4 separate regions of the Mus musculus genome follow, and all the other regions are linked to region 1. Evidence: chromatin loops called from intact Hi-C (ENCODE). Cell type or tissue: heart. All regions are shown on one strand.

What was found. Hi-C counts contacts between places; a loop is a spot of excess contacts. Peaks named below come from ENCODE experiments on the same cell type or tissue, not always from the same donor. Only the 100,000 strongest peaks of a DNase experiment are listed, where the experiment ranks them.
Region 2: it touches region 1 in a loop (3-fold over the local background); 1 of 42 quality-filtered maps calls a loop at or near these places.
Region 3: a loop joins it to region 1, with 2.8 times the contacts of the local background. A loop is called at or near these places in 1 of 42 quality-filtered maps.
Region 4: it touches region 1 in a loop (2.7-fold over the local background); 1 of 42 quality-filtered maps calls a loop at or near these places.

Annotation. Positions count from the first base shown.
Region 1 is chr12:84,284,336-84,292,335 of GRCm38, forward strand. Ptgr2 (prostaglandin reductase 2) reads left to right here and starts at 961. Exons shown (of 10, transcript NM_029880.3): 1 at 961-1,141; 2 at 7,949-8,000. The coding sequence starts at 7,997. In heart, a CTCF peak has its summit at 4,294 (motif pointing right); a DNase peak (open chromatin) is centred at 976; H3K4me3 peaks cover 2,430 bases; H3K27ac peaks cover 2,006 bases.
Region 2 is chr12:83,628,767-83,636,766 of GRCm38, forward strand. Rbm25 (RNA binding motif protein 25) reads left to right here and starts at 3,477. Exons shown (of 19, transcript NM_027349.4): 1 at 3,477-3,651. In heart, a CTCF peak has its summit at 3,267 (motif pointing right); DNase peaks (open chromatin) are centred at 3,405 and 4,025; H3K4me3 peaks cover 2,954 bases; H3K27ac peaks cover 2,206 bases.
Region 3 is chr12:84,449,814-84,457,813 of GRCm38, forward strand. Aldh6a1 (aldehyde dehydrogenase family 6, subfamily A1) reads right to left here and starts at 1,211. Exons shown (of 12, transcript NM_134042.3): 1 at 1,076-1,211. The coding sequence starts at 1,126. Lin52 (lin-52 homolog (C. elegans)) reads left to right here and starts at 1,695. Exons shown (of 6, transcript NM_173756.4): 1 at 1,695-1,730; 2 at 6,428-6,502. The coding sequence starts at 1,700. In heart, a CTCF peak has its summit at 3,306 (motif pointing left); a DNase peak (open chromatin) is centred at 1,438; H3K4me3 peaks cover 2,894 bases; H3K27ac peaks cover 1,995 bases.
Region 4 is chr12:84,403,106-84,411,105 of GRCm38, forward strand. It overlaps Entpd5 (ectonucleoside triphosphate diphosphohydrolase 5), which reads right to left and starts at 5,924. Exons shown (of 16, transcript NM_001026214.2): 1 at 5,865-5,924; 2 at 2,301-2,370. It overlaps Bbof1 (basal body orientation factor 1), which reads left to right and starts at 5,963. Exons shown (of 12, transcript NM_028377.3): 1 at 5,963-6,150; 2 at 7,932-8,000. The coding sequence starts at 6,077. In heart, CTCF peaks have their summits at 4,363 (motif pointing left) and 6,054; a DNase peak (open chromatin) is centred at 5,906; H3K4me3 peaks cover 2,038 bases; H3K27ac peaks cover 1,586 bases.

The DNA.
Region 1 (8,000 bases):
AATGTGGTAACAGTCTCCTACCCCATTCTTCAAGTTTTCCAAACGAAGTGAAAATGTTCAGATGTTCTGTTACCCGGGCCTCCAGTCCATCTGATGGCTGCCCATTTGCCGGCGGTACTGGTATTTTTCAGCTACTCTTTATACCAGAGTTAGAGCTCCGCGATTAGCCCTTGCTGGAATACAGTGCTAAGGGCGATTCCTACAGCCGCTTGATTAAGTCCGTTAGGGTTTGCAGTTCCTGGAGATCCCAAGTTATTCTAGAAACAAACCACACCCGATAGTGACTAGTCAAGTGGTTCTCAAACCATGAGTTTCTAGCTTCTTGGGGTCCCCTTAGACCATCGGAAAACATTTCCATTACGGGTCGAAACAATAGCAAAATAACAATTATGAAGTAGCAATGAAAATAATTTTATGGTTGGGGGGGTCACCACGCACGAGGGTCACAGCATTAGGAAGGTTGAGAACCGCTGCTTTAGTCCTCTAGATCTCAGCTTGTTCACCTACAAAACAAGGGTTAGACTTGATGCTATTTCTCACTGTGATTCCCCAACCTAAGACTCAGTGAATCTAACATGAATCAAGTTTCTTCCAGAGGCTGGGGCTGGCTGTCAGGGCGTCTGCCTAGACCGTGCCAGGACGCGGGTTCAACCTCTGGGGGCACAAGAGGACACAGGGGACTTGATCTGAAGTCATTAGTTAATTTGCTCTCTTGGTCCTGGAGGCGGGGTCGGCCACGGAGCCCTAATGAGGTTAACTTATGGATACTCCTTGCCTAGACTAGCAACGTATCCTGTGATTCTCACCAACCTTGGGGACCAAAGGATCGCGTATGAACTTCAAAACCCCGGCCCTAGGAGACGAGAGGGCAAGGAGGCCGGCTTAGTCCTGCGCTTGCGCAGTGTGGTCCTAGGGCTAAGGTCGTGCCGCCAGCTGACCCTTCGCTGTTCATCAAATCCCGCGAGATCTCAAACTGACAGACACGCAGGGGGGCCACTGTATCGCTGCACCGGAAGCTGGATTAAGCCCGCAGAAAAGGAGGAAGTGCCGAGCCAGGGTGACCTGTGGGCGTCCTCCTCGAGCTCCGGGCGACACCGGCGGTATAGCTTGGGACGCTAGACTAGGGAATGCCCCGTAACAGGTGCTCTCCGTTTTGTAAGAATTCCGAGGGTGAAGTTTGGGCGCGACTGTGTTTGAGGTGCTTCAGATTTGAACATCTATTGAGCGCCTACTGTGTGCCACGCATAGGGGTATACTTATGTCATGTTGAAAAACCTCAGCACCAAGAGGTTTTGATCCTCTTGGTGCTGAGGATCCAGGAAGTCGGCTTGAAAATGTGAGATTACTAGTAATTTCTGTGAAAGTGGTTAGTCGTGGGAGCCATAGAGGAAGGTTGGCTTTCTGAGGTGGACATTTGCACACGATGGCATAGACAGCACAGGGAAGGTCAGCAGAGCCCTTTGTGGCAGAATGGTTGAACAAAGTACGGCTAAACAGGAAGTGTGTTTTATTAAAAGATATTGGGGATAAGTTGTGCGACCTTGGACAAGTTATTCAGCCCCTGTATGGCGTCTGTGAAAAGGATAGCATGTTTGCAACTTCATGGCGGTGGTGTTTGAGGACGGAGTTGTATTTAAGCAAGCTGATTAATAATTTATTTTCTTCTGTATTGGGAATTGAGTCCAAGATCAGCCTTCCACCTCCCCTATGCATGCTGGGCAAGAGGTTTTTACTACTGGGCTATATTGCCAGACTGTTTTTCATTTTTATTTTGGGACAGGTTCTCACTAATTTGCCCAGGCTGGCCTTGAATTTGCCGTCTGTATTCCATCTGCCCAATAACTGGGATTACAAATGTAAGACGCTACCATGCTAGAGCATGTCAACTCACCCAGTTCTGGGATGCCTGGAAACATTCAGGAAATAAACTATATGACCCCTCCGAGGTCCCACCCAGCTAGAAACAGAACATGTCCTTTGCCCTTGTGAGTTCAGTGAGCTTTTCCTTACAATAGTCTGCTACACAGATGCTTAAGGCGTATTTTTAATGACTGTCATTGAACCAGATCTTTTGGTGGTATTTTAGAATGGTCGAATCAATTAGAAACCCACTTTAATTTAACAGCAAATGGGGTTTACTGAGGTCTACTCAGCTCTGCCTCCATTATGATGCCTCCTAACCCACTGCCCTTCAGGTCTTGAATGTGATCTTTATTTTAGATGGAGAACCTGTGAGTAAGTCATGGTTGATTTTGTTTGTTTGTTTGTTTGTTTGTTTTCGAGACAAGGTCTCTCATATCCCAGAATTCTGGCCTTGAATTTTGTTATGTAGTTAAGTCTGGCTTTGAACTCATTCCTCTCTCTTCTACCTCCCATGTGCTGAATTACAGGTGGGAGGCATCACACTGGCTCTGTTATGTGTATCTAGAGAAATAAGGCAGAATGCTGAAAATGGAGAACAGATAACTGTCACCGTGTGATGCCTAACACTGACTGTCAACTTGGGGGGATCAGAAATCACTGAATAGACAAGTTCAAGGTGTACCCATGAGGGATTGGCTTCATTTTAAGATGACTAAGGTGGGAAGATTCACCCCAAGGCTGAGTAGGACGATTTTTTAGGTTTGGGTCCTGGACTGAATAAAAACGACAAAGCCAGTTGAACACCAGCATTCCTTGTTCTGGTTTTTTTTTTTTCCCTAAAGACTTATTTATTTTATGTATATGTGTACACTGTAGTTGTGAACCTTCATGTGGTTGCTGGGAATTGAATTTAGGACCTCTGTTCACTCTGGTTGGCTCTGCTCATTTATTATTATAAATAAGTGCACTGAAGCCGTCTTCAGACGCACTCATTACAGGTGGTTGTGATCCACCATGTGGTTGCTGGGAATTGAACTCAGGACCTTTGGAAGAGCAGTTGGTACTCTTACCCACTGAGCCATCTCGACAGCCTCGTTGTTCTTTTTCTTGACTGTTGGTGTGGTGTGAGTGACTGCTTCAAGCACCCAGAGTGACTTCTCCATGACGACTGTGCCCTTAAACTGTAGCCAAAATAACCCTTGTCTCCTCTGCCTTCAGTTGCTCCTGTCAGGGTATTTTATCACAGCAATAGGAAAAGAAACTCAGGCAGTTGGGCAGCAGTCCTTTGATTGAAGATTTAGCCATCACAGTACAGGTAATAACCACTCAAGGACAGTCTGACAGTTGTAGCTGAATAAACTTGGTTTTTAATTTTTATGTGATTTCTATACATGGTGATTCCATAGGCAGTATCTGTGGCTGGGTGTAAAGAGATGCACTTGGAGTCTGCACCCAGTTGGAGGGTGTGACAAGGGACATGCTGGAACTCAGGAATTTGAGCACCTAGCAGCCATATCTCCCCACTATACTAAATGATGTGACGAATAAGATGTAGACAGCACTGCCTTTATAGATGCCCACCCCATCCTGCCCCCAACCCCAATCTGAAGCATTGACCAGGGGCTGGGTGCAATCCCCAATAGTTGGCAAGAGAGAGAGAGATTGAATCTCATCGGTCCTCTAAACCGACTGATCATTTCCAAATAAGAGAAGAAAATAGAAGAACAAGGCAGGTTACACTGAGGAACCAGTCAGTACATTCTCCAGACAAAAGAGTGAAGAAGCAAAGCCAGGAGAGACTCCAAATGTGATGTGTGAGCCGTAAGTCCCAATTCTGGTCATGCTCTGTAAAAACATCTGCAGGCATTCGGGCAGGTTGACTTAGCACCAGATGTTGGAGGGTAAGGACTTACCTGTGCTATTGCTTCTGTTAATAGTCATTCATTACATAATTACTGTTAACTAGTATTTATGTTGCCAGAGGAACTTACCTGAAGGGTTTTGAGTGAAGTGGGATGGAAATGGGATTCTCTTTAAAGGAAGGCTGCAGAGTGTTTTACCCTGATGAGTTATATCCCAAAGGGAAGAGTGAATTTGAGAGTAACTACCATTCTCAGATGGTGGCCATTTTTTCTGCCACCATCAGTGAGACTTATCAGTGTGTGTGCTAGAGAAGCTAAAGGAGTGGAGATGCTTCTGTAGTCTTCAGCCTGGCTTACTAAACCTCTTACTAACGTTTCCAGCATCGGACATTTGGTTCTTTTACCTGTTTGGATCCCAGGTTTCAAGCCTAGGACCTCATACATACCAGGCAAGTGTCCTACTAGACTGAAGCTCCAGTCTGAAATCATTTTTAGAAAATTTATTGTATGCCTGCGTGTTTGCAGGCATGTTTGTGCCTCAAATGCATGTGTAGTGCCTAGGGAGGCCAGAAGAGGGCACTGATCCCCTGGAACTGGTGCAGCCAGCGGGTGTTAGGAACTGACCCATACACTATGCAAGAGCAGCAAGTGCTCTTAATAGCTGAGCCATCTCTCCAGTCCTTTCTTAATAATTGATTAAGAACAGAGTTGGGGCTGGGTGTGGTGGTGCAAGTCTTTAAACCCAGTACTCTGGAGGCAGAGGCAAGCAGGTCTCTCTGAGTTCGAGGTCAGCTTGGTCTACATAGTGAGTTTCAGGCCAGCCAGGTCTATATAATGAGACCCTGACTGAAAACAAAGAGAAGTAAACAGGAAAAGTGAAATTGTTCTTCTGTAGCGTTGAGTACCTGCAGGAGAGTCAGGTAGCAGTCCGGTTGTGATGTCAAAGCCCTGTCTGAGGAGGTAGTGGTAGAATGGGAAGTGTGGGAGCCGTGAGGTCTGGCTGAGAGCTATGCCTTTCAATTCCACTACATCCCACTCCTGCCGTCACCTGTGCTATGGTTTTGGGCACACATTATACTAAACTTCCTTTGTAAGATGAAGTTACTTTAATAATGGATATAATTTCTCCACATCTACTGGGGATTGGTTTCACGATCATATGAATATCAATGGTTATCAAAATTTGCAGATGTCCAAATTCCTTAAAATAAGATGGTCTATTAGTGTATCATTTACACATCTTCCTATAAACTTCAAGTCCCCTCTAGATTACCTATAATACTCAACGCAATATAAACAATGTAAATAGTTGTTACACTATGTTGTTCAAAGAATAATGAGTCTGTAGGTGTTTAGTACAGAGTATCTCTTTTAATACTTCTGAAAATATTGGTTGATTGAGATAGAGCCTTGCTGTGTAGTCCAAAAACATTTTTTTTTTGTTTTTTCGAGACAGGGTTTCTCTGTGTAGTCCTGGCTGTCCTGTAACTCTCTCAGTAGACCAGGCTGGCCTCGAACTCAGAGATCCACCTGCCTCTGCCTCCTGAGTGCTGGAATTAAAGGCGTGCACCACCACTCCACTGCCCATCGATCACACTGACCTCTTCATTCATACTCCTGAGTGCTGAGATTCTATCAGACATTACACTGGCTTTTTTTTTTTTTTTAATATTTTCAATCTACAGTTGACTCTTTGGGTGCAGAGATCAGGGGTATGGTATACTGATGTGTCTATAACTTTGTTGTTGCAAGCAGTAGTAATGGAATCTTTGCAAAAGTTATCTGTAAATTATCCATATCTATATAAATACTAACTAAGCAAGTCACAAATGAGCAGAAAAATTAGCAAAGCCTACTTGCCTATTAAAAATTAATTATCCGCTTAAACATGCAGCATGGAAAATTTCTTTTTTTCTGAGACAGGGTTTCTTTGTGTTGCTCTGGCTGTCTTGGTAACCAGTCCTCAAACTCACAGAGATCCACCTGACTGCCTACCCAGTGCTGGGATTAAAGGAGGTGTTTGACTGTGAAGACTCAGACAGTTTGGGTTTGAATTGGCTCCAGTACTCGGGTTTAGTGCTTAAGTCCTCTAAGGTGCAGTTCCCTCATCTTTAAGATGGAGGTAATGGCTGGAGAGATGGTTCTACAGGTAGAGGTGGTACTCAAAGATCTGATGGCTTGTGTTCAATCCCTGCATCCCACAAGGTAACAGAAGAGAACCAGTTCCCTAGAGTTGTCCTTTGACCTACCCTGAGCACTGTGATGTATGCACACCAGTGAGCATGCATGTGTACACATGAGCACATAGATAGGGGCTAATCCTGTTAGGTAATTAACTGGGGACTTTCTTTCTTTTCTTTTCTTTTCTTTTTTTTTTTTTTTTTTGTTTTTCGAGACAGGGTTTCTCTGTGTAGCCCTGGCTGTTCTGGAACTCACTCTGGAGACCAGGCTGGCCTTGAACTCAGAAATCTGCCTGCCTCTGCCTCCCGAGTGCTGGGATTAAAGGCACCTGCACACACACTCAGAACACTGAGGTTACCTTCTGACTGTCACATGTGTACACATGTGCACCCGCACACACTCTCAGAACTCTGAGGTTAACTTCTGACTGTCACATGTGTACACATGTGCACCTGCACACACACTCAGGACACTGAGGTTAACTTCTGACTGTCACATGTGTACACATGTGCACCTGCACACACACTCAGGACACTGAGGTTAACTTCTGACTGTCACATGTGTACCCATGTGCACCTGCACACACACTCAGGACACTGAGGTTAACTTCTGACTGTCACATGTGTACACATGTGCACCTGCACACACACTCAGGACACTGAGGTTAACTTCTGACTGTCACATGTGTATACATGTGCACCTGCACACACACTCAGAACACTTAGGTTAACTTCTGACTGTCACATGTGTAGCTCATACATACTTAGAACACTCAAGGTTAACCTCTGGCTCCCACATGTGTACATTTTTACTTGCACACACTCTCAGAACACCGAGGTTAACCTCTGGCTTCCACCTGTGTACACATGTGCACCTGCACACACTCTCTGAACACACACTTATACAAAAGAACCTTTGAAAAATTGCTGTATTACAGTTGAAGAGGGTTTTTCATTTTGTTTTGTTTTTGTTTTTTGGTGGTTGGTTGGTTTGAGACATAGTCTCACTGTGGAGCTCTGACTGACCTGGAACTCACTTTGTAGATCAGAGAGCTCCACTTGCCTCTGCCCTCAGAGTGCTGGGATTAAAGATGTGTGCCATCATGTCCAACTAAACAGTTGTTTTAAAATACTTTTAATTTACGTTGTGGGTGTCAGGGCCATGTGTATGCATGGCAAATGTGGAGATCAAAGGACAACGTCAGAAAGTCAGTTCTTCCCACCACGTGGGTCCTGGAGATGAAGCTCAGGTCTTCAGCTCAGGACTAGGTGCCTTTACCCACTGAGCCATCTTGCCGACCAAGCAGTTAAGGTCTTTGTGTTTTGTGGAATCTGGGATCCCATCCTGGCTGTACATGTTAGGCAAATGCTTCACTATTGAGCTGTATGTCTGGTCCCTAGGCTAGTGCTTTTTAAATTTATAGCTTAAATAACTACCTAATTCTGGTGGAACATGAAATGAGATGGTTTTTGTTTTGTTTTGATTTTTTGTTTTTGTTTTTTTTTTTTGTTTTTTGTTTTTTTTTAATTCTGCCTTAGTAAGATACTTATTCATGATGGTGTGAAGAGGAATGTCCCCAGATTATCCAAGACCTAGTCAGTCATTCTGGTTCTTTCAGTCTTCAGTGGACTTGTTCCTATTAGCTAAGAATTCTAATCAGATTTAGTTGTTTTCTCCATATGCTTACCGCAGGTGGCATACTGACAGGGGAGTAACATAAAATTTTAGATTCTGCTCTTTTTAGTTCATGTGTATGGGTGTTTTGCCTGGTCTTTGTCTGTGTACCACATGCATGCGGTGCCCAAGGACAACAGAGGAGGGGGTCAGGTGCCCAGTAGTGGACTTGTGAGCTGCCATGTGCGTGCATGCTGGGAACTAACTTGGTTCCTGGGGAAGAGCAGCCGGTGCTTTTGACCACTGAACAATCTCTCCTGTTAGATTCCAAAATCTGATTTTTAATCTCCATTCAGAAGCACAAATGACTGTTTCAATTTTTAATTGAATACTTTATATCTTTCTAATGATTTTTTTTCTAATTACAGGAATTATTTTATATAGAAGTCTTGTGAAACCATTGCAGAATTCAAGTGATGA
Region 2 (8,000 bases), 660 kb before region 1:
TATTGGGCCTTAGTGGAAACTGAACGTCTGACAATAGGACACCAAGTCACTATGCGACCTGAACTACCCATCATGAGCTGGGTACTATCAGACCCTGCAAGTCATAAAGTGGGACGTGCACAGCAGCAGTCTATTATCAAATGGAAGTGGTATATACGTGATCGGGCCAGAGCAGGTCCTGAAGGCACAAGCAAGTTACATGAAGAAGTTGCTCAAATGCCTATGGTTTCTACTCCTGTTACAATGCCATCTGCTGCCAAGCATGCACCTATAGCCTCATGGGGTGTTCCCTATGATCAACTGACCGAAGAGGAGAAGACTAGAGCCTGGTTTACTGATGGCTCTGCACGTTATGCAGGCACCACCCAGAAGTGGACAGCTGCAGCATTACAACCCCTTTCTGGGACAACCTTGAAAGACACAGGTGAAGGGAAATCTTCACAGTGGGCAGAACTTCGGGCAGTACACATGGTATTACAGTTTGTTTGCAAGAAGAAATGGCCAGATGTACGATTATACACTGACTCATGGGCTGTAGCCAATGGATTGGCTGGATGGTCAGGGACTTGGAAAGATCACAATTGGAAAATTGGTGAGAAAGACATCTGGGGAAGAAGTATGTGGATAGATCTCTCCAAATGGGCAAAGGATGTGAAGATATTTGTGTCCCATGTAAATGCTCACCAAAAGGTGACTTCAGCTGAGGAGGAGTTCAATAATCAAGTGGATAAGATGACCCGTTCTGTGGACAATCAGCCTCTCTCCCCAGCCATCCCTGTCATTGCTCAATGGGCACATGAACAAAGTGGCCATGGTGGTCGAGATGGAGGTTATGCTTGGGCTCAGCAACATGGGCTTCCACTCACCAAGGCTGACCTGGCTACAGCTGCTGCTGATTGCCAGATCTGCCAACAGCAGAAACCAACACTGAGCCCCAGATATGGCACCATTCCTCGAGGTGACCAGCCAGCAACCTGGTGGCAGGTTGACTACATTGGACCACTTCCTTCGTGGAAAGGACAGCGTTTTGTTCTTACTGGAGTAGATACTTATTCTGGTTATGGATTTGCCTTTCCTGCACGTAATGCCTCTGCTAAAACCACCATTCACGGACTGACAGAATGCCTCATCTATCGTCATGGTATTCCACACAGTATTGCTTCTGACCAAGGAACTCATTTCACAGCCAGAGAAGTACGACAGTGGGCTCACGATCATGGAATTCACTGGTCTTACCACATTCCCCATCATCCTGAAGCAGCTGGGCTGATAGAAAGATGGAATGGCCTTTTGAAGACGCAGTTACAGCGCCAATTAGGTGGTAACAGCTTGGAAGGCTGGGGCAGAGTTCTTCAGAAGGCAGTATATGCTTTGAATCAGCGCTCGATATATGGTACAGTTTCACCCATAGCCAGGATTCATGGGTCCAGGAATCAAGGGGTGGAAAAAGGAATAGTTCCACTTACTATCACTCCTAGTGACCCTCTAGGAAAATTTTTGCTTCCTGTCCCCATAACTCTAGGTTCTGCTGGCCTAGAAGTTTTGGCTCCAGAGAGGGGAGTGCTCCTACCAGGAGCTACAACAAACATTTCATTGAACTGGAAGCTCAGACTTCCCCCTGGTCATTTTGGGCTTCTAATGCCCTTAAACCAACAGGCTAAAAAAGGAATAACAGTGTTAGGAGGGGTGATAGATCCAGATTACCATGGGGAAATTGGATTACCTCTTCACAATGGTGGTAAGCAAGATTATGTCTGGAGTGCAGGAGATCCCTTAGGGCGTCTCTTAGTACTACCATGTCCTGTGATTAAAGTCAATGGGAAACTACAACAGCCTAATCCAAGCAGGATGACAAAGGACGCAGACCCATCAGGAATGAAGGTATGGGTCAATCCTCCAGGAAAAGAGCCAAGACCTGCTGAGGTGCTGGCTGAAGGTGAAGGAAATACAGAATGGGTAGTAGAGGAAGGTAGTTATAAATACCAATTAAGGCCACGTAACCAGTTGCAGAAACGAGGATTATAAAGTAATATGAATGCCCATTGTAAATTTACTAATGCGTTTGCGATTGTACGAGGGATAGTTATATCATGTTAGGCGTATTTACAACCTTGTTATTGTTTCATGTGAACATGAGATATTATTTGTGTCAAGTTGACAAGGGGTGGATTGTAGTGGCTATTCCTGGTTGTCAACTTGACAATATTTGGAATGAACTACAATTCGGAATTGGAAGGCTCACCAGTGACCCTTATCTGGAGGCTTGGAGATCCTTATCTGGATCTTGGTTTGAAGATCTTGAGCCATAGTGGCTATGGATTCCAGAAGATTGAATCTCCGAGTTAAGGAACACACCTTTAATCTGGGCTATGCCTTTCATCTGGGATTAAAGGTGTGGTGGAACACACCTTTAATCTGGGCTACACCTTTTGCTGGAGACAATATAAGGACATTGGAAGAAGGGAGTCTAGCTCTAGCTCTTGCTCTTGCTCCTTCGCCTGCTTGCTGCGTGAGACTGAGTAACTGCTAGATCCTTGGACTTCCATTCACAGCTGCGACTGAACCATTGTTGGGAATTGGGCTGCCGACTGTAAGTCATCAATAAATTCCTTTACTATTTAGAAATTATCCATAAGTTCTGTGACTCTAGAGAACCCTGACTAATACACTAACCAACCAAGGTTTGCTATTTGTTATCCCAGGACTCCAGCTCTCCCAGGACAGGAATAAATCTCACTCTCCACCTTCAGAGAGACAAGCTCCTTGTAAACGAATTATAAAATCCTTCTGAGTAACAGGAAACAAAAGCAGCAGATACTGCTTATAAATTCCATAATTTGGATAACCCAGTAATTTGTGAGTATTCATTTTCACTGTTTTAGTATTTTTAGTCATTCGCACACTGCGGAAAGTTGCATTAAATATTCTTACAGGTTTCTGAAGATACCAAGCATCTAGTTACCTCTTTGACCCTGTTACCTCGCCTAAGATATAGTGTGTGTACGCACAAAAAGTCCAAAAAACCCAATATAGCCGTTGCCAGTTATTTCTTGGTGTGAGCAGTACTTTGCGAAGAACAAATGACATCTGGGCTTTCTATTGAGGTTCTCGGTCCCGCCCAGGTATCAGGTCATCGAACCTCCAAGAATCAGGAGACCAAGGTTCTAATTCCTGGAAAACGAACTACCAAAAAATGTGAGAAAACCTGTAACAAGCCCCGCGCGAGTAACCAGCCGGAACCTTGACCTCAAGATGGCGTCGCACAGTCATAAGATTCAATCGGCTCCAATCAAAAATGGCAGGGTGGGTGGTAATTTACAGCTCGAGCCTCTCTAGGTCCCACTAGACAATCCCACTCTATGGTCATCCCTCTGTACTTAATGAGTCAGAGGCGACGGCGGAGACTATCTAGGCATCACCTTCTCTATGGTTATCCCTTTCCACGCCTCCTGGCGCAGTGCACGCCGGGCAAGAGGAAGCCCTCCAGGAGCTCCCCGCGCAGCGCGGCTGTGTTTTGCGGCCTAGGCGAGTAGGCGCTTCGGAACCAGTCTCTAGAGTCGGGCGGCGCGCAGACACCTCGAACCGGTGGAGCCCCACTCCATCACCTGACGCCCAGAGGCCGCGAAGACAGTACCGTTTTCTTAGCGGCGGGTGAGTCCACGCTTCCGAACGCGTGAGGAAACCGCTCGACCTGCTACCTCAGCTGCGGGAGGAGGAGGCGGCGGCGGAGAAGCCAGGGCCGCTGTGGAGGCCCAGCGGGGTGGGGGGTGGGGGGGGGTGGGGAGACGGGGCGGGGTGGGGGAGGGGACGGGCACGCGGCTCGGGCTTCTCTTCCCCTCCAAGGCCTCGGAAAAACCAGTGAACCAGGAGCCCGGGGAGGCCGGGCCCACGGCCGGAGCGGTCCTCCGGGAATTTTATTTTATTTTTTGTCGCCCACTTTGTCTATTGGCTTCCGTTTCAGTTTGGGAGCGAATCGCCTCGGGCCCTGACGGGGCTCCTGTCTTAGCCAGGGCTAGGATCGGTCGGCCCGGAGGCCCTTGTCTCCTCGGGGCCTCCAGAGCCACCTCTCAGTAGGTTTCCGGGGCCGAGGACTCAAGTGCCTCCAGGCTGCGCCTTGAAAGTAGCCTGCGCCCACTCTTGGAGCGAGGTGCGGGCCACCAACGGATTTCTTTTCTGTCTGGTAGTCTAGTGCCAGCCGCCAAAAGAACGGGCCCCACCCCTCCTTGAGTTTATCGAGTGGCCACTTTTTTGGTTTTAAAGCACCTTTCCTGCTTGTTGGAGCTAGTGATGAGTTTCACCGTCTGATCCCCTTTCCGATTGGGAGGGATGCTGTAAAGGATCTCTCCATTCATTCTAGGCGGCACCAGCCTTCTTCATATTAAAATATGCTGCCCTCCTTTTGTTTTCAGTATTGATTTTTAAATACAGTTTTCGAAATAAGAGTATGAAGGTTATCTTGAAGTTATGTAATAATGGATTTATATTGACGTGGAAATGCCATTTTGATACAGGTCAGAGTAAAGCCGACCAAAAGGAGGGAAAAGATTGGGCTTCTCTTGTATCATAGTGCTTTAGTGAAATAAGGTGAATCAGGTAGAGGCAGTATTGTATAAACAGTTTTTTTGTGTGTTGTCTGTGAGCACCCTCAATTTCAGTTTCTCTTCAGTTTAAAAATCTCTTGTTTTTTTTCCCCACAAGTAAGAGGGTCGCTGTATGATATTGATTCTTGTAAGCCTGTATATAGATTTAAGAAAGGTTGATAGTTTAACGGGGAGTATTCACACCACGAATGTAATTTTGTGAGAACTTTAATTTTTTTATAAAAGATATTTCAAAGAGTTCAGTGTTCTCATAAGACATTCAATTGCTCAGTTGTGATTCAAGCAGACAATGTGCTTATTAAACTTTTTTAAGTCTTGATTTTCTTCATCAGTAAAATGAGAGTTACATTTCGATCCACTTCACAGGTTGGACTTTGGGACTGGAAAAAATGTATGTAAAATGCTCACTAAAATTTTGTATAACATGATGTTGGCTTATACTAATAAATGGTGTTACTTAAGAATTAAGAGTCAGACGTTTCAGAGACTTTTTACATTTCTTCCTGTGTACTTAGAGTAGACTTTAACATATTTAAGCTCCTTACTTTCTCCACTGGTAGGGAATTGAGACCTTGTGGTTTCATGAAACTTTTGAATTGGTAATTTCTCAGTGGGGAACTTTGGAGTCTACACCCACTTACTGTGTTTCCCTGAACAAATTAGCTTCTTGGATACAGACGGTAACCCTTGTACACCAAGGAATCTAGGAGAGAAAAAGGATATTGAGGACTTTTACAAGGAAAAAACATGTTGGCATCAAGTCATTCTGGGATTATCTCTTTTTTGTGTGTGAGGAAGGTGTCACAAAAGTATTTTCTGCTAAGAATTTTAAATATATTTTGTGTGGATGGGTTGATTGGGTGTTTTGCTTCCATATATGTTTGTATACTGTATTTGTGCCTGGTGAGGCCAGAGGCCAGGAAAGGATCTCCAAGAACTGGAATTTTAAAATGGCAGTGAAACACCATATGGGTTCTGGGAATGAAACCTAGGTCCTCCGGAAGAGCAGTAAGTTTTTGTAACTGCTGCGCTATCTTCTTCCTTTCTTTTGGTAGGATACCAAAAAACTTCTAGGGAAAAAAATAGTGTTTTGCATTTAGCCATTGTGTATTAATAATTTTGGCTAATAGATCTATTCTGTGATTATCTTTTTATTGCAATGCTGTGTCTGAATGAAGATACACACACTTGTGCGTGTTAACAATGTTGTGTTGAGTTATTGACTTCAGGTCAAGGGCTTTTCACATTACTTTTTTTTTTTTTTTTTCGAGACAGGGTTTCTCTGTGTATCTCTGGCTCTCCTGGAACTCACTCTGTAGACCAGGCTGGCCTTGAACTCAGAAATCTGCCTGCCTCTGCCTCCCAAGTGCTGGGATTAAAGGCGTGCGCCACCACACCCGGCTTCACATTACTTTTTTAGCCACAGAAAAGTTTTCAGTTTATTTTCCTTATTTATGTGAGGAAAATTTGTTGTTTCATAGCTTTGAGAAAAGTTAATATTAAATTAGCACTGTTAAAAGTAATCACCATCTTGGAAAACTGTTCTTTATATTTTTTAATGTTTTTTTTTTTTTTTTTAATTTTTTTTTTAGATTTACTTATTTATTATATGTAAGTACACTGTAGCTGTCTTCAGACACACCAGAAGAGGGCGTCAGATCTTGTTATGGATGGTTGTGAGCCACCATGTGGTTCCTGGGACTTGAACTCCGGACCTTTGGAAGAGCAGTCGGGTACTCTTACCCACTGAGCCATCTCACCAGCCCATATTTTTTAATGTTAACAAAAAGCTTTTTGAGACAGGAACTCACTATGTAGACAAAGCTGTCCTCCCAACTCATAGAGATCTACTGCCTCTGCCTCACAAGTGCTAGGATTAAAGGTGTGTACTACCATACCTAGTCTTTGAATGTTTTGAGGGTTAATATAGAGTTACTGTGATGCTGGGGAACAAATCCAGGGCAGTGGACTTGTTAGGCAAGCTTTGTTTCCTTGAGTTAGAGAGCTTCAGTTCTTTTCTCTCTTGTTTTACAGCTATCCCACATTCCTCAAGGAGATTTTGATTCCTTCTTAAAGCCTTCTTGGATACCTTTGTTCTGGTTTTTTGAGTTTCAGTAAGTAGCCCATGCTGGTATCAAACTCAGGCTTCTCTGGTCCTGGCCTCTCCAGTGCTGGGTAATAGGCATGTACCAAGCTTAGCTTCTTTTGTACTTAAAACATTTTTTTTAAGTATTTGGAGAAAATACTAATAAGAATTATTAATATTGCTGTTTTTCCTTTAATCTTTTCTTTCTTTAAAAAAAATTATTATTTATATGAGTACACAATAGCTGTCTTCAGACACACCAGAAGAGGGCATCAGATCTCATTACAGATGGTTGTGAGCCACCATGGGGTTGCTGGGAATTGGACTCAGGACCTCTGGAAGAACAGCCAGTGAGTGCTCTTCACTTCTGAGCTATCTCTCCAGCCCTTCTTTACTCTTTTCTTAACTCTTTGAAACAGCAGTCCTTATTCTAGCCCAGGCCTTGAACACATTATGTAGTCCTGACAGACCCATGTTATTCTACAGTTTTATCTTTACTTTGACATAATTTAAAAGTTACCCAAAGTACAGTGAATTCTCAACCATTCTAACTCAGGTTCCTTAGACAGTGTTTTTGCCAGTTTACTTTTGTTCTTTTCTCCTTTCAGTAGTTTTCTTTTGACATGTTTTGCTACTAAATTTCAGATGTGTTGCCACTATACCCACAAATACTGTGGTGTATTTCCTGAAAGCTCTGGGAAATTCCTTTTTTATCATTTAAAAATAGTACAGTGATCACAGTCAGGAAATTAGCATTGGTACAGTACTGCTTAATTTTCCTCAGGCCTTAGATTTTGGTAGTTGTCCTGAATTGAAGTATTTTTAAAATAGTAGCTTTAGAAAGCTCAGTGAATTTTTTAAAGTAAATATAGAGTTGTGTAACTTACCCAGAAGTACCCCTCTAGCCTATTTGTGAAGCACTATGTATATTCTGCCTTAGGTTGTAGCGATCACCAATGTGTCTGGATAGGTGCTGCTTTTTTCTCATTGAAAGTGAGAGTTTCTCAGGAAAAGATCTTATGTTTTGGAGATTCAAAACACTTCAGCATTCCAATCCTTGCCTCTTGTCATCCAGTGCTGCTGTGCAGTGTCAGTGACAGGCCATGACTGTGCTGGAAGACAAGAGCTCTATGCCTGAGCCATGTCCCCAACCTGTTGAAAAGTTCTGCTTAAAATAAGTTTCTTTTTAACATTTTCATTATTTGGCAACAGAACCTTTAGAATGGTTCCTGGAGAATCCAGTTGTCTGTGAATTCAGTTAGTGAAGTGATTTTTCTAAAGCTATACTTGCTTAAGGTAGTGCAGTTATTAGT
Region 3 (8,000 bases), 170 kb after region 1:
AACACATGCACACATTTCTGCAGTAGATCTCCTAAAAACCTGATGAGTAGAAAGAAATTAAAGTTTATATAAAAGTGCAACAGGAGACATTCCTAGGCTGGATGAGTAAGAGATAGTGTCGCTTAATACTGGATTATGAATCTTGCCAGGAACAGAGCAAGTCTTGCCTCAGATTCTAAGTCCATGCTAAGATGCAAACACAGGGAAAAGCTATAATCAAAGCTGGGGATCGCCGGCATACAGCTTCTGGAACTCTACAACTTCCCTTGCGCGGCGTCCGTGGGGTTCCAACTGCAGCCTAGAAGAGGATATGTCGGCACTTGAGAACTGATTTTCGGAAGGTGTCTTCCTAGGCTCTTATTTTCTACCACCTGTCTGGGGGAATGTTTAGTCTTTTGAATGAAGCAGTATTAGCAAAACCACATGCCCTTATTTACCTCCAAAAGTTTAACTTCGCTGAGAAAGTTTAACTTGGCCCAGGGCTTGGGAAAAACACTAAAAGCCAGAATGTTTGTGAAAACTAACAAATGGCTGCCTTTTTGATATGAAAACCTAGGGTACATGTCTAGGAGATTCAAAGTTCCTTCTCTGATCTTAGTTCCATGTCCTTAATGAGCTCCCATCCCCTCTTGCCTCACATAGAGGCTGGATGGGGGGAAGGGACGCTCCTGGCAAAGGAAAGTACTCTATGTACAGCGACCAAAAGGAGGAGTTTCTGGGGCACAGAGGTGGCTGGTACAGAGGTGAAAGAGAGACCGTGGGAGGAACCAAAAAAGAGAAAGCAAGCCAGCATGTGACAGCAAGGACTGAGCTGGACTGGAGGTGGGTGGGTCAAAGCTAAAAAAGAAAAGGCTCAGGAGTAAAGGGGAGTGGGGAGCAGGCGTGACCGTCCGGGGCTGAATCTCGGGGCCAGGCGGTACAGAGTGACAGCCCTGACGCACGGGTCTGGTGGAACACAAGGGGCTGCAAAGAAGGGGCTGGGCCAAGAAGTCTGTCCGGCAGAAGCATGGTTTAGAGACGGGGCGGAAAGGACCCATTTCTAACATCATGGTCCCTCGTCGCCACCCTCACTCGCCTGCAGGATCCGGGACCGCATTGCTGCCGCTGCCGCCACTGCCGCCGCCATGGCTCACCGACTCTGCCCAGCTCGCCTGCGTCTCGGCTGCCAGTGCCTCCCTTGAAGCAACACCGTTAAGCCACGCCCAGAACACGACCGAGCCTCTCCATTGGAGGGAAGGGCCACTTCCTATAACCAATCACTTGTCGGAATCTTTGACTCCACCCATCATTCCCACCCCTGGGAATAGGTGATTGGTCAAAGGTGGAAGCGTTCTGGGCTTCTCTCACTTTATCCTATTTTTGTTGGCGGAAATATGGAGACGCCCCCTCGACTTGGTACTGCATAGTAAGCACACAGGGAAGACGCCCCCTAACCGGGAACTCCGATTGGCTGTAGGTAGGCTCTCTAAGGTCCCGCCCCCTTGCTAAGGAAAGTAAATAAGGTCCTTGAAGAATTTTGCCTGCGTTCCACTTTAACCACTCCGTGGGTGGGGCTGCTGTCTGGGGTGGGACTAGGCAAATGTTACCCTATGAAGTAGGGAAACGAGACCGGGCTGTGAGCTAAGGATAGGTTATCCCTGCTAGGGGCGTGGCTTGCGGATCCTCGCTTTCCCGCCGACGGTTGGTTACGTCACGTGACATGGGCTGGAAGATGGCGTCTCCCACAGACGGTAAGAGCCGGCTTGGAGATTGTTGGCCTGTAGTATCATTATTTGCTTCTCTGGGAACTTCCTCTGTCCTCACCCTTACTCTTTTTTTCTTGCGCCCCTCTCCTTTCTCTCCCACTTTTCTCCTTTGGGGTATGCCGGCTTTTCAGCTAGCAGGTGCCTAGTACCAGGTCTCCTTGCTGTGTACTAGGAAGGAGTCCATCAACCGGAGTCCCTATGGGGGGAAAAAGGACAGAGGTCGCTCCGGCCCATCGGTGATGCTGAGGGTTCAAAAGGAGCTGCTGAGGGGAAAGGGAACTTTCTTTTTGAACAGGCCCATTGGAGTGTTGGTTCTGTTCTCATCTCAGTAGAGCTGGTACGTATGAGTCTCTCAAGCTCTATGGCTGTGAAGTGTGAGTGGTGACTGACATGAGGTCTAGGGTTCATTCCTCTACCGAGCCGGCAGAGAGAGAAGCTTGTCTCCTCAGTTCAGGTCCGTTGCCTTGGCAGCAGGAGGTGCGGGGACCTGGTTTCCTTGCCCTGAGTCCCGAGGGAGTGAAAATTCGGCTTGTTAATGTCGCTTCTCACGCTTCTCAACTCTTCCTTAACTCGTCACCCCTCTACTTTATGTGTTGTTTCCGTAGGCTGAGGGCAGGAGCAATTCTGCTTATTCTGTCTTCTAAGACGCAAGTCATCTCAGTAGACATATAGGTGTTCTTGATATACCCGTATGCTTTTGCTCGCGGTTTTGCTTTAATATTTGGAATTGCTCTTCTGTCATTATTCAGCATCTCAGTTTATATAGTTATTCTGTTAACTTTGCACTTTGCCCGGGCCACACCCAACTATAAATTCCAATTCTGTCTTATTTCATTAATTTAGTCCTAGGGTTTTTTTTTGGGGGGGGGTTGTTTGTTTATTTTTACTATTTATTTATTTATTTTGGTTTTTCGAGACAGGGTTTCTCTGTATAGCCCTGGCTGTCCTGGAACTCACTCTGTAGACCAGGCTGGCCTCGAACTCAGAAATCCGCCTGCCTCTGCCTCCCGAGTGCTGGGATTAAAGGCGTGCACTACCACTGCCCGGCTAATCCTAGGTTTTAGAATAATGCCTGTAAAGGATTTGGCTTTAAGTTAACGTTTATCCAAAAGTAAAACTGGCCTTGGTGTGTGACCTCTAATTCTAGCTTGGGAGATTGAGGCAGGAGGTTTGTTGCTTCAGGCTTGCCTAGGCTGTAGAGGGAATTGTAGGCAAATCGTGTCTAAAATAAAAAGTTGGTTTAGTTTGTTGGTTGTTTTGTTTTTGTTTTTGTTTTTCCTGAGACAAGGTTTCTTGTATAGTCCTGGCTGTCCTGAAACTTGCTCTATAGACAAGGCTGGCTTTGAACTCAGAGCTCTTCCTACCTCTGCCTCCCGAGGCGTGCACCACCATAACACAGCTTAAAATAAAACGTTTTATTTTTAAAAGTAAGGGAGGAGTGACTGGAGAGATGGCTCAGAGATTAAGAGCACTGGTGCTCTTCCAGAAGTCCTGAGTCCAATTCCCAGCAACCCTATAGTGACTCCTGACCATCTACAATGAAATCTGGTGCCCCCGTCTGGTGTGCAGGTGTACATGCAGGCAGAACACTGTGTACATAGTAAATAAATCTTTTTTTAAAATGTGAGGGGGATGCAGGGGGCTGGTGAGATGGCTCAGTAGTTAGGAACACCTGGTGCTTTTGCAAAAGACCTGGATTCTATTCCCAGCATCTACATGGTGACTCATGACTCGATTCCAGTGGATCTGACCGCCATGAACATCAAGCACACATGTACTCCACATATATACCATGAAGACAAGACAGTCATACCATAACTACATCTGAAAATGAACAATAAGAAGTGAGACTGTAGTTCAGCACTAGGGAGTTGTTGATCATGACCAAGACCCTAAGTTCAGTCTTTAGTACTAAAGAGGATGATTAGATTATATTCAAAAGTAAGGATACCAGAGTTTCCTCCTTTCTAATTCTTTCCTTTTTTTGAGATAGGGTCTCACTGTGTAGCCCAGGTTGGCTTCAGACTCACCATCCTCTTGCTTTCCTACCTGTGCCTCCAGTAAAAGTCTGTACCACTATGCCTGGCCTCTTACCAAAGAAGTTGTGTTCACAACAAAAGAGATTCTCTAGCCTGGGTGTTTTTTTGTTTGTTTGTTTGTTTGTTTTTTGTTCTGTTTTGTTTTTGCTAAAACATCCTTTTCTTACTAGCAAAAAAAAAAAAAAGTGTTGGTAAGATTTTTGTTGTCTTTTTAAAAAATTGGGGTTCATCTTGGTGTCTGTGGAGGTCTCCTGGGAGCAGGATTTCTAAAAGCCAGTATCTGGAAGACTGTGGTACAAGGCCAGTTTTTGCTGGATAAGTGAGGTTCTAGAAGCAGAGAGCATCCAGCTCTTCTTCAAATTGAAGGTGCTGGTATCTGAGAGGAGACTTAATTCTACTAAGACAAAGAGATGTGCTTATGTGTATCAGAAAGTAACACAGTGACTCCTGGAGCAGACCAAACAAAAGCAGAGAATTGTGCTGAGAGATAAGTCTTCTGTGGAGAGATAAGTCTCGGCCCTGTAGAAATGGTAGCAGCCATCGTGCAAAGGCCAGAATCCATGGAATGCTACACAAATGTAAACTAACGAAAAGTAAATAAGTCAAAGAACTTGGGTTTGTGGCATTGCAGTTTCTTGAGATGGAGAAGGTTGGGTAAGTGGATTTTGAACATAGCGCTATTAAGGGGTTTTCCCTACGTGCAAATGGAGAGGGACATCAAGGAGCCTCTTGGACAGGAGGACAGGTAAGCCTTGAAATAGGAATGGTCATTGGTATATGATGGTGGAAGTTGTAGAGAGTAGAGCCAGCACAGTCTGAGATCTGAGTGGAGCAGAGTGAAGGAGGAGTCACTAAGAGGAAACAAGCGCAGCAGTTTCATGAAAGCATCTCATGCTGTGGGAGGTCATAGCAGGGACACATAGAAGTGGGACGGTCTGGCAAAGGGAAGCTTGATAACAGTAGTTTCAATGCACTAGGGACTGAACTAAGAGTTTTATAGGTTAGAGGGTGTAGGTCCTGGGGAGATGATACATTGTAGGTAAGCAGCTAGCTTTGCAAATATGAGGACCTGAGTTGGAAGCCAGGCATGGTTGTACCACCAGCTCTGTGGGTGTGGGGAGGGTATGCCCAGAAACAGCTGGATCCTGAGAGCATGCTGGCCAGCTAGCTTCTTAGTGAGCCACTAATAGACAAAATAAAAACATTTAGCATCCTTTTTGGTGTTTATTGTCATATGCCTATTTGTAGACTTATTACATCCATATATGCATGTGTGCATGCACACACACACACAGAGTGTGAGGTGTGAGAGTAAGGACAACGGGATACCCAGGAGGGAGGCTATGAGTTTAAAGGGAGAGTTTGCATGTTTCTGTGTGTGTCTGCACTCAGACATGCATATGGATACTGGTGCATGTGTGTACATACATGTGGAGACTTGGTTAACATTAAGTATAGTTTCGCTCTTTCTCTCATTTGTTTACTTATTTTTATGAGACAGGGTTTCACTATGTAGCCCTGGCTGTCCTGGGTCTTACTTTGTGTACAGGCTGGCCTCAAACTCAAAGATCTACCTGCTTCTGCCTCCCTTGTGCTGGGATTAAAGTCATTCACCACCATCACACAGCAAAGTGCTCTTTTAATAAGTGAAAAGGGAGATAAATTCTAGATCAGGCTTGCTTGTTGGCTCTGAGTCTAAAATAGAAACTTCTGCTACAAGAAGACTGTCTGAAGTGCTTATTAAAGCTGAAGACAGTGGTCTACAGTCAAGATTATCTTTGTTGAGAGCAGTGACACTTAGCTGACTGTAACTGGAGACAAGTTGAAGAGTGTAGGAAGACAGGTGGGTTTGCTGACACTCTTCTTTACAAGGGGTTTTGCTGTAGTCTGGGCTGGTCTCTCAATGCTCCTGCCTTAGTCTCCCAAATGCTGGGATTATATGTGTCAATCACCATGTCCACCTGATACCCATTTAAAAAAAAGTTTATGTGTATAGGTATTTTGATTGCATGTATTTCTTTGTACTACATGTATGCTAATTGGAATTATGGACAGTTGTTAGCTGCATGAGGTGCTGCGGATTGAACATAGGACCTCTGGAAGAGCAATCCATGCTCTTAACCACTGAGCCCTGATTTACTTACTTACTTACTTTCTTTCTTTCTTTCTTTCTTTCTTTTTTTTTTTTTTTTTTTTTTTTTGGTTTTTCGAGACAGGGATTCTTTGTATAGCCCTGGCTGTCCTGGAGCTCACTTTGTAGACCAGGCTGGCCTTGAACTCAGAAATCCTCCTGCCTCTGCCTCCCGAGTGCTGGGATTAAAGGCGTATGCCACCCCGCCTGGCTGAGCCCTGACTTTCTTTTTCTTTTTCTTTTCTTTTTTTTTTTTTTTGTTTGTTTGTTTGTTTTTTTCTTTTGAGACCTGACTTTCTTAAACACTTATTTTAATAAAGTGGAAGTCTGAGTTTTGATGAGGGAGAATCAAATTTATTTGTATTACATCATGCCCCAATAGGGCTTCAGGGAATCAATAGTTGAGACCTCTGAACTTCTAATTGAGTGTTTCAGGCTATGTTCTTTGAGATTGAAATATAATAAAATGAGAATGAATGCATTTCTCATCCCATCTTGGTGTTTGGTTCTAGGGACGGATTTGGAAGCATCTTTGCTAAGTTTTGAGAAACTTGACCGTGCCTCACCAGATCTCTGGCCAGAACAGCGTGAGTTATGACTTTTCTCATAGTAGAATTGACGCAGGAGAGCCGGCGCTCCCTTGGGAGAATTTTATAGTGTTATCATGGATCTGATGACTAAAATTTTTATTTTGGTTTAAAGAGAAGAGATTGATGTACAGTAAAAATAGGGACTTAGTGGTTTAACTTTTCAGAACATTGCAAGAAGTGATAATGAGCTTTTAAACAAAATTATAGTTTTAAAACGATATATCTGAATTTCAGACAATACTGAGATGCACAAAGCATTTGTTCATCTCCTTTAGTGAAATAGTTAAATATTGTTTGTAATTTTATTACAGACTTGTTTGGACTTTTTTATACGTGTACAGATAAGCATATACATATGTATGTTATGTATTGTCTGCATGTATATCACACAGGAATTTTTGGTTTTCATAGTGATGATGTAATATGTATAGAGCTTTCAGCTTAACTTATTTCAACAGGAAATTTGATGGATCGTTCCATGTTGATCTTTGTAGGTCTGCTTCATTGTTTTATGTATATTACAGTGGACAGGTATATTCTAGCTTCTATATTCACATTCTATTTGGAAACCTAACTTACCTCATTTGTATTTCACAGGCAGTGTATCAGTGAGTATCCTTGCATATCTATCCTGTATGTAGAAGAGGATGACTGCCCATTTTCTCACTAGCCAGTGTCACTCCTCATTGTTATGTTTAACTTGCATTTCTTTTAGGTTAAATTATATTCATTATTGGGCTGAGGGAAGCAGCCACGTGCCATGACGCATGTGTGGAAATCAGAGGACAGCTGGTCCGAGTCAGTTCTGGCCTTTTACCATAAGCCTGAGACTCTACAGTTCAGGTTGTTGGCTTGGTGGCAAGTGCCTCTCTCCACTGAGCCCCAGCTTGTATTTCTTAGTTAACAGAATTGAACATTATTTCCCTCTACCTTTGTATTTTAGCTGCTTTGCTTTTTAATGTGGTAGTATCCATGAGGCATTTGCATAAATAAACCAAACAGGACAACTGAAAAGAATGTTTAGCTTATTTATATTACTTATTTATTAGTAGCCCTGGGGTTCAAACCAAGGTCATGTGCATGCTAGAAAAGCACTCTATCCTTGGTCTAAATCGCTAGCTCTGGAGAGGGGGTTAAAACTGAGGCGAGAGATAGCTTACTGTTCTCAGGCCCAGTCCTGGCCCTTTAAAGCGGGAGGCAGTGGTTTCTCAGAGAAGCTTCTTCCGCCCCTTCGCTCCCATGAGAGCTTATTTGTTTGTTCTTGTCTTCCTGTGACACCTGATGCTTTTCTGAAGTGCTTAAGTGATGCTGATAATATATGCTCTGTCTTTTTCTAGAGTGTAAGCTACTTGAAGGCAAGATTTGGTTTTCAGTTTTTTAGGTTTTTGGTTTGTCCGTTTGTGTTTTGTTCTTTTCAGACAAGGTTTCTTTGTGTAGCCATGGCTGGCCTGGAACTTGCTCTATAGCCCAGAGTGGCCTTGAACTCACAGAGATC
Region 4 (8,000 bases), 120 kb after region 1:
TGTAAACGAAGCCTCATCTGGGGTGGGACGTAACTAACGCCAAGGTCAGGGCCTCGGAATCCTTGCTATCTGAAGCATGTGGACACGGGTAACACTCATTGAACCTTAGATATGAGTGAATGCACCCCAAACGGACTAAGGGAGCATGCAGTGGAGACAGGGCAATGCTCCCCACCCCCCAGGTCTCACTACGATTCCATCTTTGTGAACTACTGCTCAGCCTAGTCTACCGAGGAAGTTCCAGAGTTACCCAAACACAAACAAAAAGGCAATAAAAAGAAGAAACGTAGTAAAAATTTAATACTGTTTTTTAAAATCCCTTGAAGTTTTTTATTTTATGTTAATAGTCTCATCATATTACTTAAGGGAAAGAATCCAACTTTTAAAACTACATGTTATACAATATTCTGCTCATTTTTATAAGCAAAGCCAAATTAAAAATTTCAAATAAAAGTCAGGTACATTTCTGAAAGAGTAATGAATATTAAGCACTATTTCTATTAGTAAATAATTGAACAATCTACTGTAACTAAATACTCAGAGGAAAAATATAAGCAGAAGAGGAACTTACTTTACAGTACATACATAAAAATGTCTCTAACCAGACAGTGGTAGATTAATAGTGTACAGAAGAGGTATCTGGTAGAAAGGGTTAAGATTGACAACCGACACAGCTTTGAAAATCACAAAAACACATGACCATACGTCATTTGAAGTATCAATAAAACTAATAAAAAGGCTTAATGAAAAATCGATTTTTATCAAAGCATCAGCAAGGAGTTATTTAAAAATCTGTGTAAATGGAAACAGCAGGAGCAAGCAGTCAGACTTTCTCTGTGTGGAGAGTCATCTCACGCTGGGGGTCGGGGCAGGGAAGTCCTTCTGCCTCAAGGGCTCAGCCCAAACCTCACCACACTAGTCAGAGCACATGGCCATCAGTGAAGCATAAGTTCTTTATGATCCTTCCTTCTTCATACATTCCTCCAGTCCTCAAATCAAATCCTCTAACTCCAGTAGAGGTTTAGAATCCGTGTGCTGCTAGTTACAAGAAATGTAAAGGGGGCTGGTGAGATGGCTCAGTGGGTAAGAGTACCCGACTGCTCTTCCAAAGGTCCAGAGTTCAAATCCCAGCAACCACATGGTGGCTCACAACCATCCGTAACAAGATCTGACTCCCTCTTCTGGTGTGTCTGAAGACAGCTACAGTGTACTTACATATAATAATAAATAAAAAATCTTTAAAAAAAAAAAAAAAAAAAGAAATGTAAAGCTCTTTCTTACACTCAATTCCTTCCTTCTGTATCTTTTTTTTTTTTTTTTTTTTTTTTTTTTTTTTTTTTTTTTTAAAGATTTATTTATTTATTATATGTAAGTACACTGTAGCTGTCTTCAGTCACTCCAGAAGAGGGCGCCAGATCTCGTTACGGATGGTTGTGAGCCACCATGTGGTTGCTGGGATTTGAACTCTGGACCTTCGGAAGAGCAGTCAGGTGCTCTTACCCACTGAGCCATCTCACCAGCCCTTCCTTCTGTATCTTATTCCTTTCAGAACAGCGTCACACGCAGATCACTACTGCCCATAACGCTCACTCTGTACAATGAAACTGTGGCTTTAGATCAAAATGAATCTGGCAGGACCAGCCTCCATTCTCCATTGTTTGAGCCTGACTGAGCTACAATAATTACCTTCCAGAGACAGCTGTTGCAACTGCTCCTCCCGCCCCAATCACAAGGTCTTTTCTCAGCCACGCATGAAAATCAGTCTTTTAGATAAGAATACACCATTAATTGGAGAGGGGTTTATACTGCCCCAATAAACAATTATAGTGAACATATGAGGCGATAAGCTATCTTATTTAGGCAGATTTCTGAGTTCGTAGTCAGCCTGGTCTACAGAGTGAGTTCCAGGTCAGCTAAGGCTACACAGAGAAACCCTGTCTTGAAAAACCATAATAAAATAAAATAAAATAAAAGGCTTCATGAAAATAAAATTAACAATGTTTTCAGTGTAAAAATTTTAAGTAAAGCCCAGTAAAATCACAGATAACTAATGATTAAAGAGTTATGAAAACACCTGGAGAAAAGATTATGAATACTATTAATTTTGATACAAAATAATCCTGAACTGACATCTGACAATAATACAATCATTGAGAAAGAAAAAAAAATCTTTTGGCAAAAGGTGGTCAAATTCAGGAATAACATAAAACAAACAATTCCTACCCAGAAGCCTCTGAAGTACAAATTCAGCATTAAGCTAGCTGAGGTGGTACCTACATCTGGATAAATAGTCTACTTACCAGGGTCATAATGATCGCCTCTGCTTGAAGATTCAGCCAATACACTCTTCATTCCTGTGTCAACCAAGAACTGTAAGGATTGAACATAGAAAGTTAACAAGCCCCAGTCAACAAAACACTATATAGCTTATGTCTTAAAAGCATTTAACATTCCCAACAATGAGACAAAGCAAATTCATAAAACAAAGTATTTCCCTGAAACTTAACAGTAAAGCTACCCACCAGCAATCCCAGAAGGAAATGATAACAGATAAGCTTCTGAAGAGGAACTTCCTACTGCATACTCCGTGCTATCAGTTGCTTCTTGTCAATAGCTGACTGAATAACAATACCCAGTTCTTTGGTGGAGAACAGTGTAGTTTCTAGAACTACTTCTACCAAAATGAAGTATCTTGGCCTTTCTCCAGTGATTACACATGGTGCTGGCAAGATGGCTCTGTGAATAAGAGTACTTGCTATGCAAACCTGACAACCTGAGTTCAATTCCCAGAACCCAGAAAGGAGAGAATAGACTTTATGCACACAACATATTCATACACACACTCACCTGCCCACACACATATATACACACACACAGACTCATGTAGAGAGTAAATTCACAAGTTTTAAAATATATATTCATGTCTGACCATCTGGGACTGAGTAACCAATGGGAGGTTCTTCCCTGGGTAAGACTATTTCTCCCAATCTCAGCATCCCTTAGTTGCCTGTAGTGCTTGTCTAGGGTTGGGTAGGGGCCCTGTGAGATTTCTCCCTGCCATGTTAGCAAGTCTATTGGCCTCATCTTGATCATATACATACAAGTAAGTAACATAATATGAACTGAGCATGTTGCTTTTATTTGCTATATATATAATATATGGTTACATATATAAGATACACACACACACACATACACACACACATATATATAATTAAAAATATATGCACCAACAGTTAAAGAAAAAGAAGCCACGAACCAGAAAGAGAAGGGGGGAGAGAGAGACAGAGACAGAGAGAGAAGATAAGTAAGTGCTAGGGGGATATGGGGTTGGTTACAGCTGAATGGAATAAAAAGGGGGGAGGGGAATGGATGTTTTATATTTTAATTTTTTAAAAAATGGTTTTTGAGTAGGGTTGTGAAATATCAATAAATTTAGGTAGACCTTGAAATTTGATATATATTTACACCCTAAATTTTAATATAAAAATTAATTTATAAAACATTCACAAAAGAGTAAAATGAGGCCAGGTGGTGGTGGCACACACCTTTATCCCAGCACTCAGAAGGCAGAGGCAGGGGATCTCAGAGAGCTTAAGGTCAGCCTGGTCTACAGAGAATTCCAGTGCAGCCAGGGCTATACATAGAGAAACACTGCCTCAAAGAAACCCAAATAAGCAAAAACAACAACAACTAAAAAGAGTTAAAACGATATAATTTTATTGTAATATCAAAAACATTATTTGTTTGATAAAATACAATTAACTATAAGTACTTTAAAGCACTGTGCATAGCTAATGTGGCAGTGCGCACCTTTGATCCCAGCACTCCGGAGGCAGAGGCAGGCAGATGAGTTCAAGGCTAGCCTGGTCTACACCTTGAGTTCCTAGAAGGCCGAAGCTGTATACTAGACACTGCCTCAAAACAACAATAACAACAACAAACCTGCCACCTGGCTGTGGTGGCACATGCCTTTAATCCCAGCATTTGGGAGGCAGAGGCAGGCTGATCTCTGTGATTTCCAGAACAGCCTGGTCTACAGAGAGAGCCAAGGCTACATGGAGGAATTCTGTTTTGGGAAAGAAAAATAAAATAAGAAAAGCACTATGCATATGTTAAGAAGCAACGTTCCCAGGCTCCACATCTTTAATTGCAGCACTCGGAGGCAAAGGAAAGCAGATCTTTGAGAGTTCTAGTCCAGGAAAACACACATAGTGAGGCTGGATCTCAAAAGAGGGGGTGATGGTCTGGAGAGATGGCTCTGGGTTAAGATCACTGGATGCTAGTCCAGAGGTCCCAGGTTTGATTCTCAGCATCCACATGTCAGCTCACAACCATCTCTAATTCAAGTTCCAACGACCTCTTCTGGCCTCCAGAGGCACTGCATACACCTAGCACATAGATTTGCAGGCAGAACGTCCATATATATAAAATAAAAATAACGGTGAAAAAAATAAACAAAGACACTTTTATTTTAAGTCAAAATTTTATGTCTGAGATAATCTGTAGAAGTATATTCAAATGGTAAATGTGGGACTGGCTTTTATTTACAACCAATTTTTGTAAAACAAACAAACAAACAAATAAATAAAAAGTCTAAATATACATACCTATGACAGAAAATGCCCCTACTCCCTTTCTGCTAGTTAGCAATAGGTGCTTTATAGATTGCTTCTCAGAGGTAATGTACATTATCTAAGGGAAGGTACATGATGTAGAGGTGATTCTACTCATAAGTTCATGGCATGTCACCAGAAATATAGTCAAAATAGGCCATAGCCGTGCTAGCAGAAGGTTCAAACGGTTTCCAAGGTCTCTCATCAAATCTACTTGCTTACTCTAACCGCAAAATTTACAAACCACACAAACCACGCCCTCTGGGGGGGGGATGAGGTGGGAAAAGAGAGATTTAGAGGTCAAAGATGTCACCTTACAGTTAGGGGCTTAGTAACTAAGGTCTCCCTAGAGAGAGGGGAGGAGGAGTTCTAACAATGATGTTTCAAAATAAATGTTAAATGAAATTTGAAGCGGAGTGATAAAGCAGAACCGCGCTTCACTCCCAAGCCTATTGACAAGGCAGCCACAATACCTGTCTTCCGTAATGACTCACTCACGCTCAGTGAATGAAGACATAATCACAGGGTTCCTCTTCTGAACCAACTAGAATACTGGATGGAGTACTACTCCTCGGGAACCCGGGTGCGAGGCAAGTGCTTGCAACTTTATGCAACTTGCAGCAATGGGACTTCAGGCACTAGAGGATGTGGGCGATGTTAACTAACAGGAACCTGGCGGTCGGCTGGAGCCAAGCACCTGCCACCTAGATCCGGGGACCAACGATCCCCCCCCCCCCCCCCCGCCACACCGCTCCAGGCAGGGGAGCCAGAGTCTGAGCACCGGAGCCCGCGGACCCTCGGAGGCTGACAGCCTCACTCAAGCCACCGCCCTCGGAAAAGTCAACTGCCTCCCTGAAAGCGTTTGGCCTGGGATGTCCCCGGGTGCACTGTCCTCCAGGGAGCCCGCGAGACAGAAGCGAGGATGGAGGGGAGGTAAGCATGAGGCGGGCAGCGAGGGCGCCGCCACCGAGACAGAAGCAGGGATGCGGGCAGGACCGCCACGGTGGCCGCGCCAGAGGCTTGGAAGATCCGCCCGCCCGACTGGAAGCGCTTCAAGCCTCACTGGCGCCGCTCCGATGCGCGCGGGGCGGTCGGAGAGCCGCCGGCCATGGAGCCTCAGGGGGCGCGAGACAAGTCGTGGGAGGCTAAGACGCCGCAGCCCCGCGCCCGACACCCGCCCCTGCCGAGCTCCCGGCCTCCCGCCCGGCTCCAACCCCGGGAGCGCCGCCGAGGCTCGTGCACACTCACCGCGCGCGCCGCCCTGGCGCGGACGCCCGCCGCCTCGGAGCGATCTCCGCCCCGCCCCTCGCCGCGGTCACGTCACGCGCGTGCGCCCTCCGCGTGCCCTCAACGGCGCGGAGGACGTTAGCCCTTCGGCGTGGTGGTTTCCTTAGAGACGGAGTCGGCCCAGGTGGCGGCCACCAGGACACCAGCACGGTGAGACTCCCGCAGAAGTCAAGATGCCGGCGAAGGACAAGAGGAAAGACAAGAGGAAAGACAAGAGGAAAGGCAAAAACAAAGGCAAAGAACCAAAGTAAGAGCAGCGCAGAGGCTCCCCGTTCCCCCTGCCTACCCTTGTCATTTTGCGGCGCTAACTGGATGCCTCTGTCAGGCTTTTGTGGACAGCTCCTGTTCATTCTTGATTGGCCCTAAGATCTGAGAGCTCTCCATTGTGAGACTGATATAAACACATTCTTTTCTATTCTAGCTCTTGTCTGAGTGGTTAAAGTTGTTCCTTGGGTCATTCAGGAATCCTCTTGGGATCAAAGGGAGCACGCGAAATGATTTAACTGGACGGATCAGTACACACACAAACACCACACACAGAGACACAGAGTGAACAGCTATAGCGCTAACCCCATGGATGGTCCCTAGGAATTGTTGCTAGAATGTCAATAGAATGACTGGGCTACAGGATGGTTCCTCAGGACTTTGGAGTCACACAAGGAGTTCAACGCCGTAGATGAGAAATGCAAAGGGATCGCTTAAGCTTGTGACTGTAATGTGAATTCTCTGGAGACAAGTTAAGTAACACACACCTCTGGTCGCATTGCTCTGGAGGCTGAGGCAGGGAGATCACAGCCACTGCTACATATGGAGACCTCGTCTTTAAAAACAAGTCTGAGTGTAGTTCAGTGATAGAGTGCTTCTTGTGCAGGGTCCTAGGTACCATCTCCAGCAAAGTAACTTAAGAGAGTAACTTTCTTTTTAAAAAAGATTTGTTTATTTTTATTTATATGCATACACTGTATGCTGTCTTTAGGCACACTCCAGAAGATCCCATTACAGATGGTTGTGAGCCACCATGTGGTTGCTGGGAGTTGAACTCAGAACCTCTGGAAGAACAGTCAGTGCTCTTAATCTCTGAGCTATCTCTCCAGCTCTGTACCACAGTGTTTTGTTAATGCTGGTGCAATCTTTATTTCAAAGGACTTTACCTTTTGAATCCATCCTAGGGCCTTGATGTATACTTACCATGCATTCTACTTCTACTTCTACCTGATACATGCATACCATGCACTCTAACTTTACCTGATGTATGCATACCATTCAGTCTTCTTCTTCCTAATGTATGCTTATTATACATTCTACTTCTACCTGATGTATGCTTACTGTACATTCTGCTTCTACATGTCTACATTCCCAAGGTCTTACTTTTTTTTTCCCCCATCTCTGCATCAATGACTATGGTGTGTGTTTTTCAGGCATCCTTAAAGCCTGGGATAATGTGTTACCAACAATTGAAGTACTTAACATGAAGTACTTACCAACAAATGAAGTACTTAACATACCTGCCCCAAGTAACCTGATCCTTTGTCTAAGAACTAAGCAAAACAAAACAATAGCAACAAAGGCTGTGGAGAGGACAGATATACAACAATTGTGTCTTCGTGTAGAACATGAGACCCAGGCTCACAACTGAGTGAAAGAGGAGAAAGGATTGCAGAGCACTTGCCTAGCATGCTCGAGCCTGGGTCTGATACTCAGCACAGCAAAGAGCAGGAAACAAGAATATGGAGAATGGAGTACATGAGAAGCTAGAGAGCTTTATGAAATACATTTGGCCTCTTATTTCCTCTTTGTTTTTCTCATCCTTTAAGTCATACTTCAAAAATAATTAATAGTCATACTCCAAAGTTCTCCTCTTGAGGAAGAAGCACCAATTTAAGTCTCTTATATGAATACTAATATATATATATATTATTAATGTATTAATGCATTAGTCCAACAATATATGCTTTTATGTGTCAGGCAAGCCAAACAAAATAGAAATGATACTAATAAATTACATGTTGTCAATATCTTCTTCTGCAGGAAAATAATCAAATCAGATGAACCTGCAATTGAAAGAGCCAAAGCCAATGCCTCTCTTTGGGAGGCCAG